Linked DNA regions of Homo sapiens: region 2 is linked to region 1. A link is an interaction called in ENCODE POLR2A ChIA-PET data of the cell type or tissue named here. Cell type or tissue: IMR-90. All regions are shown on one strand. Each heading gives the region's core, and the rest is flanking DNA. Links, peaks and the distances in the headings are about the cores only. Region 1 overlaps MEGF9 (multiple EGF like domains 9). Region 2 has its middle 6.4 kb from the start of TRAF1.

Region 1 (7,640 bases), core at 1,179-5,178:
ATATAAAATGCCTAGCACATGTCACTCAATAAATTCTGGTTTGTTTTAATTTCAAAGGAATATTATGGACTGAAATGAGAGAACATGTTTTAAGAACTTTTAGCTCCTTGACAAAGAAGTGCTTTATACTTTAGCACTAAATATTTTAAATGCTTTATAAATGATATTATACTGTTATGGAATATTGTATCATATTGTAGTTTATTAAAAATGTAGAAGAGGCTGGGCGCGGTGGCTCACGCCTGTAATCCTAGCACTTTGGGAGGCCAAGGCGGGTGGATCACTTGAGGCCAGGAGTTCTAGATGAGCCTGGCCAGCACAGTGAAACCCCGTCTCTACTAAAAATACAAACAAATTAGCTGGGCGTGGTGGCACACACCTGTAGTCCCAGCTACTCGGGAGGCTGAGGCAGGAGAATCGGTTGAACCCGGGAGGTGGAGGTTGCAGTGAGCTGAGATCGCGCCACTGCACTCCAGCCTGGTGAGAGAGGGAGACTCTGTCTTAAAAAAAAAAAAAGTAGAAGAGAACTTCATTAAGAAGTTTATAATTTCAAATGCAGCAATAATCAATGCTTCTGATGCTTAATATTTTAAAATAGTTATTTGTCTTAATTTTCACAGCAACTCCTTATATATAGGTTACTAGGTCACAAAGATAGTAAGTGCCAGAGAAAGAATTCCAAATTAGGTCTTCAATTCCAAGTCCAGTGTCTTCACTACCATAGCATACCGTAGCATGTAGATTCTATAATGAGAAAACTGATAATCACTCTATTCTTTGAGATTGAGAATAGAGTGGTAGCTTAACGCTGTTCCCTCCACTCCCCCTAAAACATGCTCATACAAGTTAGATTCAGAAGTTTCACATTGCTTACCGTTTTAAAAGATAAGCCATTGTTAAGTTTGTTCATTCTGGTGTCTCATGGAGTGTCCACTACTTTCTTTGGAATAATATTCTGCAAACATATTTGTGGAGAAATAGAAAAGTGTTTACTTCTAGGCCCAGTGCTTTATTAGAAGAGAAAGAAATAAAGGAAGGATTAAGAGAGAGTTTTATAATAGAAGCTGTAAAAGAGGAAAAAACAGTAATACTGATATTTATGTACTATCTTACTGTATTCATAATTCTACTGCAAATTATTCCTGATTTATCTTTTCTCTGACAGTTAATGCTACCAAGTTTAATGCTGAAACCCTATCCTGAAAATAGGTGGTAACCATAAAGTAATGGAAAAGTACACTAGACTAGTAATCTAAAGGCCTAGGGCAGGGGTCTGCAGAGTATGGCCTATGAACCTAATCCACCCCACTGCCTGTTTTTGTAAAGTTTTATTGGAACATAGTTCCATGCATTTATTTATGTATTGTCTATGGCTGCTTTTGTGCTATAGTGGCAGCATTGACTAGTTGTGATAGAGACTGTATGGGCTGCAAACATAAAATATTTACTATTTGGCCTTTTTGGAAAAAGTTTACCCACGCCTGGTTTATATGGTGGTTTATATCCAATCATGGTGGGTATTTTTAGGTAATCATGTAACTTTAGGCAGTTCACTTTAACCTTTATTTTATTCATTATTTTATTTTATTTTGAGACAGAGTCGCACCGTATACCCAGGCTGGTCTTGAACTCCTGGGCTCAAGCGATCCTCCTGCGTTGGCCTCCCAAAGTGCTGGGATTATAGGCATGAGCCACCATGCCTGGCTGAATTCTTTTAAGTGTTTGTCTTTTTATTTGTGAAGTGGAGATAATAATCCATGTCCTGTCCCTCTCCTGCATAAAGTTGTTTTGTCTTAAGAAGCAGGATAATGCATGCATAAATCTTCTAAGCTGCAATTGCTAGACAGATAATACAAATAATTATGGGAACCATTATTGAGCATATGCTATATGCTAGGGCACTCTACTAACTACTTGATGTGCATTATCTCATTTAATCTTTTTTTTTTTTTTTTTTTTTGAGACGGAGTCTCGCTCTGTCTCTCAGGCTGGAGTGCAGTGGCACGATCTTGGCTCACTGCAAGCTCTGCCTCCTGGGTTCACGCCATTCTCCTGCCTGAGGCTCCCAAGTAGCTGGGACTACAGGCACCCGCCACCACGCCTGGCTAATTTTTTGTATTTTTAGTAGAGGTGGGGTTTCACCGTGTTAGCCAGGATGGTCTGGATCTCCTGACCTCGTGATCTGCCTGCCTTAGCCTCCCAAAGTGCTGGGATTACAGGTGTGAGCCACCGTGCCCAGCCATCTCATTTAATTTTTACAAAAACTCCCTTGAGGAGAACATTATTATTTTCCCATTTTGACTGAGAATTTTGATGTTTAAAGGGTATAGTTAACTTGACTAATTTTATATACTAAAGCTGCCATTCAACCATTTGAACAAATGTAATATGTAAGCAGAGTCCACCAAATGACTTCACAGTTCGTGTTTTTCCTAGTAGAAAGCCTCTTGGTATTTAACACCCAAATGTCCTAGAATTCATTATCTCTCAATTCAGTGTGTTTTGGCAGATCATTATAAAATACATATTTACATTTATGTCCCAGAAATACAGCCAAATACTGCATTTTAAACAAAATAATGTGTGAGAAGTCTGTGTTAAATTCCAGATATAATTGGTAGACTGTCAGAATCACATGTCAACAATTTGAAAGGTGCACCAAATATCAACAAAGAGGATATGTAGCATGTTACTACTTGTAGCCACTGTTAACCTTAGGAATGGTTTTTGCTCAGGAAGTGATGTTTTCAGCATTTTATATCCTAACATTGGAGTTTGTTACTTTTGTATAGGTGCTTTACTGTGTTTTAGTTACACTTTAGGAACTTGGTTAGTTTTTTGGGGTTGACATGAAATGAATTGTAATTTTTTTCATTTAAAATTGATAAATAGGTTTTTTGTTAGTATCTCATGTGGAATATGTGATATTCAGTGATGGACGATTCATGCAAGAGGTGGAAGAGACCTATAATATTATTACTACGTTACTTAATGGTGGAGATATGTTGTGAGAAATGTGTTATTAGGCAATTTCATTGTCACACAGCATCATAGAATGTACTTACACAAACCTAGATGGTATAGCCTGCTGTATACCTAGACTATATAGTATGGCCTGTTGCTTCTAGGCTACAAACCTGTACAGCATGTTTCTGAACTGAATACTGTAGGCAATTTTAGTACAATGGTAAATATTTTTGTATCTAAACATAGAAAAGATACAGCAAACGTATAAAAGATAAAAACGGCACACCTGTCTAGGGTACTTACTATGAATGGAGTTTGCAGGACTGATGGTTGGTCTGGGTGAGTCAGTGATTGAGTCATGAGTGAAAGTGAAAGCCTAGGATATTATTGTACACTACTGTAGAATTTATAAAGTCTGCACACTTAGGCTACACTAAATTTATTTTTAAAAAGTTTTCTTCAATAGTAAATTAATCTTAGCTTACTCTAGCTTTTTAACATTATGATCTCTGATGTTTTAAACTTTTTGACTCTTTTTGATAACACTTAGCTTAAACATAAGTCCATTGTACAGTTGTACAAAAATATTTTCTTTTTTATATCCTTATTCTATAAGCTTTTTTCTATTTTAAAATTTTATTTTTTACTTATTAAACTTTTGTGTTAAAAACTACGACGTAAATATACACATTAGCCTAGGCCTACACAAAGTCAGGACCAATAGTACTGTCTTCCACCTCCACATTTCATCCCACTAGAAGGTCTTCGGGGGAATAACATGCATGGAGCTGTCATCCATGATAACAGTGCTTTCTTTTGGGATACCTCATGAAGAAACTGCCTGAGGCTGTTCTAGTTAACTTTTTAAAAATCGTAGATGTACACTCTAACATAACAATAAAAACTGTAGTATAGTAAATACATGAACCAGTAAGTCATTTATTTTCATTATTAAGTATTATGTACTGTGTATAATTGTACATGCTATACTTTTATATGATTGGCAGTGCAGTAGGTTTGTTTACACCAACATCACCATGAACACATGAGTAATATGTTGCAGTGTGTTACCACAGCTATGATCTCACTAGGTGATCGGAATTTTTCAGCTTCATTATAATCTTAAGGGACCATCATGATATATTCCATACGTCATTGACGGAAATGTCATCATGTTGCACCTGACTGTATTATTTTTCCCTGTTCTATATGGACTATTTTCTATGTGTGCCTACCTGATAGCTTCTGTTATCCTTAGTAGTTTTCCTTTTTTTAATGAGGTAACACATGGTTTTATATTATCCTCATAGCATCAAAGTGTGTTGATTTCTAAAATCCTTTATCATCTTCTTCTAAGTGAAATCTGGAAGGATCTTCCTTCCCCTGCAGCTCATGCAGGTAATGGTTGTTTTCTGTCTCACACTCTTACTTCTGGACCTGGAGTTGCAATAGATATCTCTCTTACTCTTCATTGCTGCTCTCAGAGTGTTCTTCCCAGCCTCCGTCCTAAAAACTCCTTTGAAGCTCATGGCAGCAGACTATGCTGTCACACCTCCTTGTTGCTGTTTCTACTCCTGGGCACCAGCCTTTATTTCTTACACTTGGCTCACTGTTATCTCTGGCACTACACTTGCCATAATTTTAGATGATTGCAGTATCTATAGATGAGCCTAACAATACTTCAGCCTCTCAGTTTCTTGACCTCTCTTCCAGTAAGTTTTCCTCCATGCTCCTTCCAGTCTTTGTTTCTTTACTTGCTGTATTTCTTGTTTGTCTTTGGCATATTAAACTTCTGAGATAAATTTATACTTCTATTGGTCACAACAGAGTCATTTTTTTAGTTTTAAAAAATATTATTAAAAAATAAAGGCCGGGCGCGGTGGCCCACGCCTGTAATCCCAGCACTTTGGGAAGCTGAGGTGGGTGGATCACCTGAGGTCAGGAGTTCAAGACCAGCCTAGCCAACATGGTGAAACCCTGTCTCTACTAAAAATACAAAAATTAGCTGGATGTGGTGGCATGCGCCTGTAATCCCAGCTGCTTGGGAGGCTGAGGTGGGAGAATTGCTTGAACCTGGGAGGTGGAAGTTGCAGTGAGCTGACATAGCACTATTACACTCCAGCCTGGGCAACAGAGTGAGACCCTGTCTCAAAAAAAAAAATAAATAAAATAAATAAAATATTATTTCAGAATGTCAGGCAATTTGTCAGAACAAGTAGTGTATCACAGAAGTAGTTTAAAAGCCTGTACTTAAAGGAAGTCTTTATAAGGAAGGCTTAGGAGCTCTAAATCCACATAGCCCTAAGCACTGAATTTCTTAGTAGGAAGTTAAATTGACATGAAACTAGAACAGAAATGGAAAGTTGCAGGACTGTGTACTTTGCAAGAAGATGTGGATGAACTCTGAGCAAACAGCTCTGTGTTCTGCTCTGCTAGAAATTATATGTGAGTGGGTTAAGGGAGAAAGGAAATTGTAGACAAGTAGTGTGATGACGTGTAGTAGAAAGGGAGCGGAATTTGAAATTGGTAGACTTGGATTCTGTTCTTGGTTCAGCCACTGGCTAACTATGTGACCTTTATTAAGCTGTTTGACCTCTCTGAACCTCATTGCTTTTATCTGTAAAATAGGATTAATATATCTAACATGAAGGATTTTTCTGATAATTAGTACAAAAATACAGTTAGATAGAAGAATAAAGATCTAGTGCTTGGTAACACAATAAGGTGACTATAGTTAACAATATATTTTGTATATTTCAAAAAGCTAGAAGAGTAGATTTGGAATGTTTCCAACACAAAGGTCATTACCCATTGTATGCTTATATAAAAACCACATGTCCCCTATAAATATATATGACTATTATATATCCATAAAAATTAAAAATTAAAAAAAGTTTAAAAGAAGAAAACTAAATTGTGCACATACGTGTGTGTGTGTGTGTGTGTGTGCCTGTGTCCACTTAGACTGGCACGTAGATTCAGCTCAATAACTCTCTACTAGTTGAATCTCTTTTTGGTTTTTTGGTTTTGTTTCTGTTTTTTTTTTTTTTTTTTTTTTTTTAAGACAAGATCTCGCTCTGTCACCCAGCCTGGAGTGCAATGTGGCTCAATCATGGCTCGCTGCAGCCTCAACCTCCTGGGCTCAATGGATCCTCCCACCTCAGCCTCCCAAGTAGCTGGGACCACAGGCATGCACCACCACGCCTGCCTATTTTTTGTAGAGACAGGGTTTTACCATGTTGCCCAGGTTGGTCTTCAACTCCTGGGCTCAAGTGATCCATCTGCCTTGGCCTCCCAAAGTTCTGGGATTGCAGGCAGGAGCCACCATGCCTGACCTGTTTTTTTTTTTTTTTTTTTTGTGTGTGTGTGTGTGTGTGTGTGTGTGTGTGTGTGTGTGCTTGTTTGTTTGTTTTAACTGAGGAATAGAATTAGTGTTATACCAAAAAGGAGGATTAAATCAACCACCCTTGAGTATGAGTAGATTTTGGGGTATTTGTTTTTTGTTGGTATGCTAGGGAAGAAGTTGTTCATTATAAACAGAAGAAATTCTCTTATTGTCTTCAATTTTTATTTAAAAACCTATTATACAGGCCAGGCGCGATGGCTCATGCCTGTAATCCCAGCACTTTGGGAGGCCGAGGTGGGTGGATCATGAGGTCAGGAGTTCGAGACCAGCCTGACCAACATGGTGAAACCCCATCTCTACTAAAAATACAAAAATTAGCCGGGCATGCTGGCGGGTGCCTGTAATCCCAGCTACACAGGAGGCTGAGACAGGAGAATCGCTTGAACCGGGGAGGCGGAGGTTGCAGTGTGCCGAGATCATGCCATTGCACTCCAGCCTGGGCCACAGAGCAAGACTCTGTCTCAAAAAAAAAAAAAAAATCCTATTATACCTTTTAAAATTGAATGCTATATATTTTAGAATAATAATAGCTTAAACTGAATACTTGCTAGGCATTATCCTAAGCCCTTTGCAGTTATTAATTTATGTAATTTTCATAGCAACCATATAATGTAGACACTATTATTATTATTCTCATTTGTACAGGAAAAAAAATGCAAGTTAGGTAATTTGCCTAATTTGCTGCATAACTGCCAGTAAGTAAAAGAGTTGGAATTAAAACATTTGCAGTCTGGATCTAGAGTATATACTCCTATCCACTATGCTGGTACAGCCTTTCTCAAAATCTCAGATATTGAGCAAAGAGAGTGAGTATTGTAAGAAATTCAATGCTGTGGTGCAGACTTCTTGATATTTTCTAAAAATTTCTTCTAGTTGTCTTTTGGTAATCAGACACTGACCCTGGTGTGATGTAGCTCATGTTATGTAAATAATAACTCTTCTTTGTAAGGACTAATCCTAGTTTTGGCGTAGTAGAAATTAGAGCATGAAAGGACCAGCCCTTTGATGAACAAATACCAATTGCAATATCTGTTATATTGCCCTTCCTTTTTATTAGGCACTTTGGAATATTGCTTTTGCTCTTGTCAAGAAATTTATAATCTAATCTGTGCAAAACTATGAAACACATACAATACAAAATAGTTTATGAATATCTGCTTAATTTGTAAGTATAGTAGTTCAGAGTAGAAAAAGAACAGGAGTAAGTAAATTAAAGTGTAATAGGAAAGGCTTTCCATAGGAGGTGGAGGTCTTACAGGTTATGATT
Region 2 (7,640 bases), core at 3,340-7,339, 280 kb before region 1:
CTCTGTGTCTCCATTTCCTCACTTATTAAATGTGATGGAGACCCAAGAATAAAGTTGAATGAGGTGATTTTCCCAAACCTCTGTCATCTGCCCCACACAGAGGCCCTTGGGAGAGCAGAGGGCCTTCATCTGAGCTCTTGAAGCTATTTATTCTTTTATTTTCAAAAACGTAAAAAAAAATCACAAAAGATCCCTTGCTAGTAATAACACTGGCACACACTTGCAATGGGCCAGTATCCTCTAACCTCTCCTCACTACCACCATCTGACTTAGGTTCCCATCTGTAAAGCAGCCTGGGGCAGGTCCCATCTGCAACTGCCCACAAGGTTGGGAGGACAGTGCCCGGCAGAGGGCGCTCCGAGTGTAACCTCCTAGCCAAGGCCCTGGGGGAAGGCAACAGGCCAAGGAAAATTCTGGTGGAAAAAATGAAGAAAGGATTCCAGGTTTATGAGTCTCAGACTTTGAAAAACAAAACTGCTGAGTTGTCTCCTGAGTTAGGAAAAAGAACACCACAGCCGCCTCGAGATTTCCAGGAAACTATTTCTGAAGGCTTTGGGCAAGGCTGGCAGGGGGCTGGCAGGGGAAACTTGGGCTGCCCCAGCTTAGGGTCCAATGCCCTGGCGGGTGGGAGATGGAGGTGGGTGGTGTGCATGTGGGAACGTCAGTGTGCATGTGTTCTTCAGCATGGTGGGGCTATGTGGGTTTACATGTGCCCTGTCTGTACACGTTTGTATGAGCCTGTGGGTACAATCCCACCAGTACGTATTGAGCACCTTCTGTGCTCTGCTGGGCATAGTGCCAGGTGATGGGATGCACCAGCAAATGAAACACAGTCTCTAAATTCATAAAGCTTAGTTTAGAGAAGGATGCAAAGTAACTGGCAATTTTAATTCAGAGTGCAGGCATCTGGGTGGTGGTTTGTGCAGCGGTTCAGAACACTGGCTTTGTGGTCAGGCAGCCTAGATTTTGACATGATCTTAGAGATCTTTCTGACATTCAGTCTCCTTAGGTGGAAAGTGCAAATATTAAAACCACATCCCGGGAGATACTATGTGTGTGTCAATGTCCAATGAAGGTCTCTATTATGTGTGTGCAGGGTCCACATCTGGATGAACAATGTGAACAGCCCGGGTGAGTTACATGTGGGCACGTTCACACATCTGCTTTTGTTGTGTTTATGGAGTGCCAGGCTCTACCAGAGGTCACAAATAGTGGCCCACAGACACAGTTCATAGGGATGCTCATTTGGTTTGGGTTTATTTTTTGGCTTATAGGGTGTTCTAAAAATCAAGTCGTTTCACATAAAAATCCAGATTTCCAACTTCTTTTGAAATCTTGGGTAAGCCAGCCATCCTGCGAGCATGTGCGTGTGTATGCCTGCCTGCCACAGTCTCTGCTTCCTGATAGATACGTCCTTCCCAGGGGCACCCTCCCCCTTGGCCAGTGTCCAGGGCTGTCCTTGGAGGGGTTCCAAGACTGCTCAGGAGAGCTGGTGTGTAGACATGTTCCCTGTGAAAGGAGAAGCAGGACTGAGCAGGAGCTGGTGCCAGGGCCCCAGGGCTCCCCAAGCAGTTCCAGTTTCAGCAATCACAGGGGCCAGAGAGAGCCATGGGCCCTACCCACAGCTCTCTGGCTGTGCAGCTGGGCACTGGTTACAGAAGATAGTAACCAAGGATGGCAGTAGACAGAATGGCTTTTCTTATCTATTTGATTTTGCATTTTAAAATGTTACAAGTGCACATCTGAAATGATTAAGACAATGATCTCCAGAAAGTGTTGCTAGATATATATGCTAGAATTATTTTTAAAATTTACAAAAAGATTGTAGGCTCATGCCTATAATCCCAGCACTTTGGGAGGCCAAAGCAGGAGGATCACTAAAGCCCAGGAGTTTGAGACCAGCCTGGGTAACATAGTGAGACCCTGTTTCTAAAAAAAAAAAAAAATTTGTTTTTAATTAGCCAGGCGTGGTGGTGCATGCCTGTAGTCCCAGTTGCTTGGGAGGGTGTGGTGGGAGGATCACTTGAGCCCAGGAGGTGGAGGCTACAGTGAGCCATGATCACAACACTGGATAAAGGAGTGAGACTCTATCTCAAACAAAAAAAAATTGCAAAAAGGCTAATGGTAGAAGCTAAACACATATTTGTTAAATACATCTGGGTAACCCACAGGTGTGAAAGGTAGGGTTAATATTTCCTAGTATCCCAGAATCCTCTTATGAAGGCAAAGAAGTCCCTCTTAATATATCATTACTGGGCCCCCACTGTGTACAAGATGCAGGCTAGGCACAAAGGAGCCTACAGAGATGTCTGTGCCCTGCTTCTTGGCCCTCAGGAAACTCAGTCTTGTGGAGACATATCCAAGGAGAAACGAATGCAGGAATAAAAGGACAGAGTTATTACTAAGATGTCTTGAGACAATAGGGCATCAGAATACAGAGGAAGAGGCTTCTGGACCTTGGACTGACTGTGCAAGTTCATTTCTCTCTCTGGGCCCCCATTTCCCCTTTTGTAAGACAAGGAGTTCAGAAGAGATGAGCAAACATCAACTCCACTTTCACAACCCTCCCGACCCCCAGCTTGTGCATTCTTTGAGAGAGTGAGAGCTGCACCCTGGTTCTTAGCCTCTTGCTCCTGCTACATATTCTTGCTCCCAAGCCTTGGCTTGTGCTGGGAATTTGCCTGGCTTGAGCTCTGAAAGAAATCCATCAGAGGAGGTTTTTCACATAGCTTCCCTTAAAAAAAAAAAACGCACAAAATGTTTGGAGTCCAAAAAGACCATGCCTCTAGTGGAAGCTTCCAGCACCCGTTATAGGGGTTCCTGGTACCACCCCAAGTACAGGTGGGGAGAACAGCCCCTCAACAGATGGGAGAATGTGCCTCTTCCCCAGGACCAGGGCTTGAATGATTAAAGTTTAAAGAATTAAATGGTTCATGCTGAAGGATTCCCCTGAAGTCATTCTCCCACTTTGCAGGTAAGAAAAATAAGGTTCAAGGATGGGAGGAACTTTCCGCCACAGTCCTCCAACATCAAAGCAAATCTTCTGATTTCTGAGTAACAGCTTTCCCCACTCCTTGATTTTTCTCTCTCAGGCTGAGTCCTCAAGATAGAGTGAGATGGGAACCTTCATACTGTATCCTTCCTCAGCCAGATGTTAACAGCTGTTGAGTTCGAACACTGCGTTATTCTTGTGCTGTACTAGCCAGTGGCCAGGGAACCCAAGCCTCCCAAAGGTGAGTGTGAAGAAAGAGCAATAATTCCGTAGCCCGGAAAAAGGCCCTGGGGCAGCATGTCCACCTTTAGGAGTGTCTTTGTTTCCAGAGTCCATGAAAGAAGGAATTGTCACACAGCAAAACCAGTCTCTTAGAACAGGACGCATAGGTAGCCAGAGATGGCAAAGAAAGGCAGTAGGCTGGCTAGTATCAATGTCTTCCTCATCATTGGCATCTTAGAGCATGTCCCTATCAAAGGGTCCCTCTGCTAAGCTCTTCCCCTGAACCACATTACCTGACCACGAGTGTCATTGGCACTTCCATCAGAAACTGAAATCCCCATTGCGCCTTCAAAGTGCACAACCAATTAGTAAAACCCCAGGGACTGCTTGGTGCCTACAATTCAAATAACTTCAGAGGTTCTTTGTTTCTTTTCTTAAAATCTGGAAATCTCTTGGGATAGAGAAAATCACTGGACATAGAAACTCCCTTCAACAAACAACCCCAGATTTCTTTCCAAATTTTTCCTAGAATGCTATTTCTAACTTCACAACACACAGGAAAAGGCCAGGTTGAAGATACTTAATAAATGTTTTCTGATGGTGGGGAAATCATCATTAACTATTGTTACCATAAGTAAAATTTGTATTAATAGCATCTTGCATATTAGTCATTTATTGAATAAATATTTAGTGATGTCTCCTATGTAACTAGCATCATGCTAAGCCAGGGGAAACAACAATGAAATCAGATACAGCTTTACTTTCATGGTTTTAATTCATCTAATTTCATATATTCCTATACACATTTTCATATATTCCTACAATTTCGTGTATTCATAATTCTGTGGTAGAAAGAAAAAAACCTGTAAACAGGCACGTTTTTAAAAATGCTAGTTATTATAAGTGTAATAAGAACCAAGATGGAGATTAACAGAAGGAAATTTGGGACATTTTTAATAATCAGACCATAGCAAAAAGTACACGTGTTATGCTGTCATTTTTATAAGATCATGTTTTATTTCTTTGTTTTGTTGTTGATATCAGTTCTGTGTAATGTGCCAAAGGGACATACTGAATTTGGATTGAAGAACCCAGTACCATTTGGTCTTCTAATCTGATAGGTTGCTGACAGCTTGTAATCATCTGTTTAATTAAATTTCTTGGTTCAAGAATCAGAAGTTATCAGAGCAGATTAAAATGATGCTAACAGAAAAGCTGTTCACTAATTGTTTTTACTGAACACAAGCCGTATGACAGAGACAAGGCGTGCTGCTGGTAATAAGAAGAAGGCACCAAAGGGCTGACTGGGGTTGAGGGAGTGAGAACCATTCTGGGCTCCACATTTTAAGGGCTGTTGACAAACAGGAGCCTGCCCAAATGGCTGCCTTTAGCCGGCTGGATTCACTTACGTGTTCCATTCATTCTGCTTAGAATGGATGATAAATCTCTACTCTGGGAAACAGTGCAGGCCAGGAGGTGGTTGGATGCTTAGAGGCAAAGTCTAGGGTGCACATCACTTGTGCTCCATCATCTCATCATCTCCAATGCAGAATGGCTTGCAAATCTGTGATCATCTAGAATCCCCCTGGCTGCAGGAGCCACAAAGGCTACTAGGTTAGGCAGACAACTTCAATGTCAAGGGTCGGATTGCTAAGGGATTGGGGCAAAACTGGAGACTGAAAGCCTTTCCGTGCCTCTTAGAACAAGCCAAACATATTAATACATGGACAAGAAGGTAGAGGGTGGAGGCTCAAACACTGCCTGCTTCCCTGTGTTCATTTTCTTGTTCCTCAGTCATGGCTCCATGGTCAGACCACCAGATATGAGGCTTTGGCCAGATAAACTATTTCTCTTTTTAAAGTTATTTTTAGAAAAAAAAAAATTCAACTGGGTAGACATGAGTGGCCTCCAAAAGATTTTGTTTCCTTTCTGAGTCAGGTTCAGCCTCACTGGGCTCGCTTTCAATTTCTGTTGCCTTGCTGCTCCCTGGGCGTTCAGAGGTCCTCCGGTGATGCCCCTCCATTTCAAGAGCCCCCCAAATGAAGCTGAATGACTACAGATAAGTTTTTGGTACTTTCCAAAATTAAACTATTTCCCTTGGTAAATTTCCAGCAAATGAGCTCATTAATCTGAAAACAGGATGTGGCACATGAAGAGAGTGAGGTCAGACTGCCTGCTCTTTTCACTTACACTGGCTTAGGGCAGAGAGGAAGGGGTGGGTGGGACAGAAGAGAATGGCTTTTATAGGCCCCAAATCCTTGAGAAACTTTTCTTCAAAAGGCCCTTGTGCAGTGTGCCCACCTTTGGAAGAGTCTTTGTTTCCAGAGTCCATGAAAGGAAGAATTGCCACACAGAAAAACCAGTCTGTTAGAACAGGACACATGGGTAGCTACAGATGACAAAGAGAGGCAGTGAGCTGGCTAGTATCAATGTCTTCCTCATCACTGGCATCTTAGAGCATGTCCCTGATCCATCTGCCAAGCTCTTCCCCTGAACCACATCACCTGACCATGAGTGTCACTGGCACTTCCATCAGAAATTGAAATCCCCATTGCGCCTTCAAAGTGGCCAGTCCCATAAACAACTAGAAAAACCCCAGGGATTGCTTGGTGCCTAGAATTCAAATAACTTCAGAGGTGCTTTGTTTCTTTTCTTAAAATCTGGAAATCTATTGAGTTAGGGAAAATCACTAGACTTAGAAACTCCCTTCAACAAATAACCCCAGATTTCTTCCCAAATTTTTGCTGGAATGTTATTTCTAACTTCACAACACCCAGGAAAAGGCAAGGTCAAAGATAATTAAATGTTTTCTGATGATGGGAAAACTATCAGACTAATTGACTCAGAGTCCATCAATTTTTATTTATTTATTTATTATTTTATTATTATTATTATTTTTCTAGATGGAGTCTCGCACTCTCTCCCAGGCTGGAGTGCAGTGGAGCGATCTCAGCTCACTGCAAGCTCCGCCTCCCGGGTTCACGCCCTTCTCCTGCCTCAGCCTCCCGAGTAGCTGGGACTACAGGCGCCCGCCACCACGCCCGGCTAATTTTTTGTATTTTTAGTAGAGATGGGGTTTCACCGTGTTAGCCAGGATGGTCTCGATTTTCTGACCTTGTGATCCGCCCGCCTCGGCCTCCCAAAGTGCTGGGATTACAGGCGTGAGCCATCGCGCCCGGCCGAGTCCATCAATTTTTAATTCAAACACTTAACTCTTTGAATCCTTTTCCCGTAGAATTGAATGGCCCCACAGAGGCTACATCTGGGCAACCTCCCGTAGATTGCAGAAATTCTCTCTTAGAGGCCCCTGCCCATAGATTGCAGAAATTCTCTCTTAGAGGCCCCTGAGATCTTCTGCTTGTCCACAAGCAGCATCTCCCTCCCAGGTGGGCCTCTGAGGTCCCCCTTTCACTAGAGTACCCTGTGTTCCGCAGCTTCCGCCTGTCTAGCGGAAGTTGGAGGACAGCAGCTCTGCCTCCAATAAGTGAGAGTCTTACAGGCATGCCAGGTTAAAAAACAAGTAAAAGATCGTTCCCTGCTCTTACAATCCAGTTGAGAGTCAGGACATAAAAAGGGACCCTAGGCCAGGCGCGGTGGCTCATGCCTGTAATCCCAGCACTTTGGGAGGCCGAGGTGGGAGGATCACCTGAAGTCAGGAGATCGAGATCAGCCTAGCCAACGTGGTGAGACCCCCGTCTCTACTAAAAATACAAAAATTAGCCAGGCGTGGTCGTGGGCGTGGTGGTGGGCCCAGCTACTCAGGAGGCTGAAACAGGAGAATCACTTGAACCCGGGAGGCAGAGGTTGCAGTGAGCCGCGATTGGGCCATTGCACTCCAGCCTGGGTGACAAGAGCCAAACTCCATCTCAAAAAAAAAAAGACCCTAACACATAAAGAGATTTTGAGCTGTTAAAACCAAACCAACAAGGTGGGCAGCTTCATCCCTCCCTCCACCATCAGTCCTACAAGGTTAAGACATCTGACAGAGAAGGAGCCCTTGTCAAATTGGTAGTTCGCAAAAATAAAGGTGTAGCTTTTAATCTAAAATTCTACCCCAACACTAAGTTCCATAACTATTTTGATTAATATATTCTTAAGGATTTAGCGACCGTGTGTGTGTGTGTTTAGACGAAAACAGAAACGGTTCCTTAAAATATCCAGTTTGTAAAAGCACAGTGCCTTGAACCACTTAGTACTATCATTTTGATCAAGTACTATCAAGTACTATCACTTGATTGCTCCAACCCAATAAGCTTGGGCGAGCCTGGCACTGTGCTAGGATCTTCTGGAGAAATCCAAGAAAGGTAAGACTGCGGTTTTACTCCTCTTCACCTTCTCACTACTCGGATTTTGGGCAGGCAGGGGACCAGGGTGGGGGCTCCAATTCCCGGTTTGTGTTTGTTTTTTCAGGGGGCATCTTACTGAG

Evidence for each region. ChIA-PET counts read pairs that join two places held together with the same protein. Peaks named below come from ENCODE experiments on the same cell type or tissue, not always from the same donor. Only the 100,000 strongest peaks of a DNase experiment are listed, where the experiment ranks them.
Region 2: POLR2A ChIA-PET joins it to region 1 with 27 read pairs; 3 of 35 experiments call an interaction of 5 or more read pairs at or near these places.

The regions. Positions count from the first base shown.
Region 1 is chr9:120,650,867-120,658,506 of GRCh38, reverse strand. The region is part of intron 2 of MEGF9 (multiple EGF like domains 9); the gene reads left to right. Among named protein-coding and RNA genes, the nearest start is that of MEGF9, 60 kb to the left of the region's middle. RefSeq lists a silencer at 3,212-3,271. In IMR-90, for the core only: no CTCF peak of the experiment used is centred there; a DNase peak (open chromatin) is centred at 3,306.
Region 2 is chr9:120,929,407-120,937,046 of GRCh38, reverse strand. No RefSeq gene overlaps it. Among named protein-coding and RNA genes, the nearest start is that of TRAF1, 6.4 kb to the right of the region's middle. RefSeq lists enhancers at 4,977-5,486, 5,587-5,686. In IMR-90, for the core only: no CTCF peak of the experiment used is centred there; a DNase peak (open chromatin) is centred at 5,286; H3K27ac peaks cover 1,083 bases.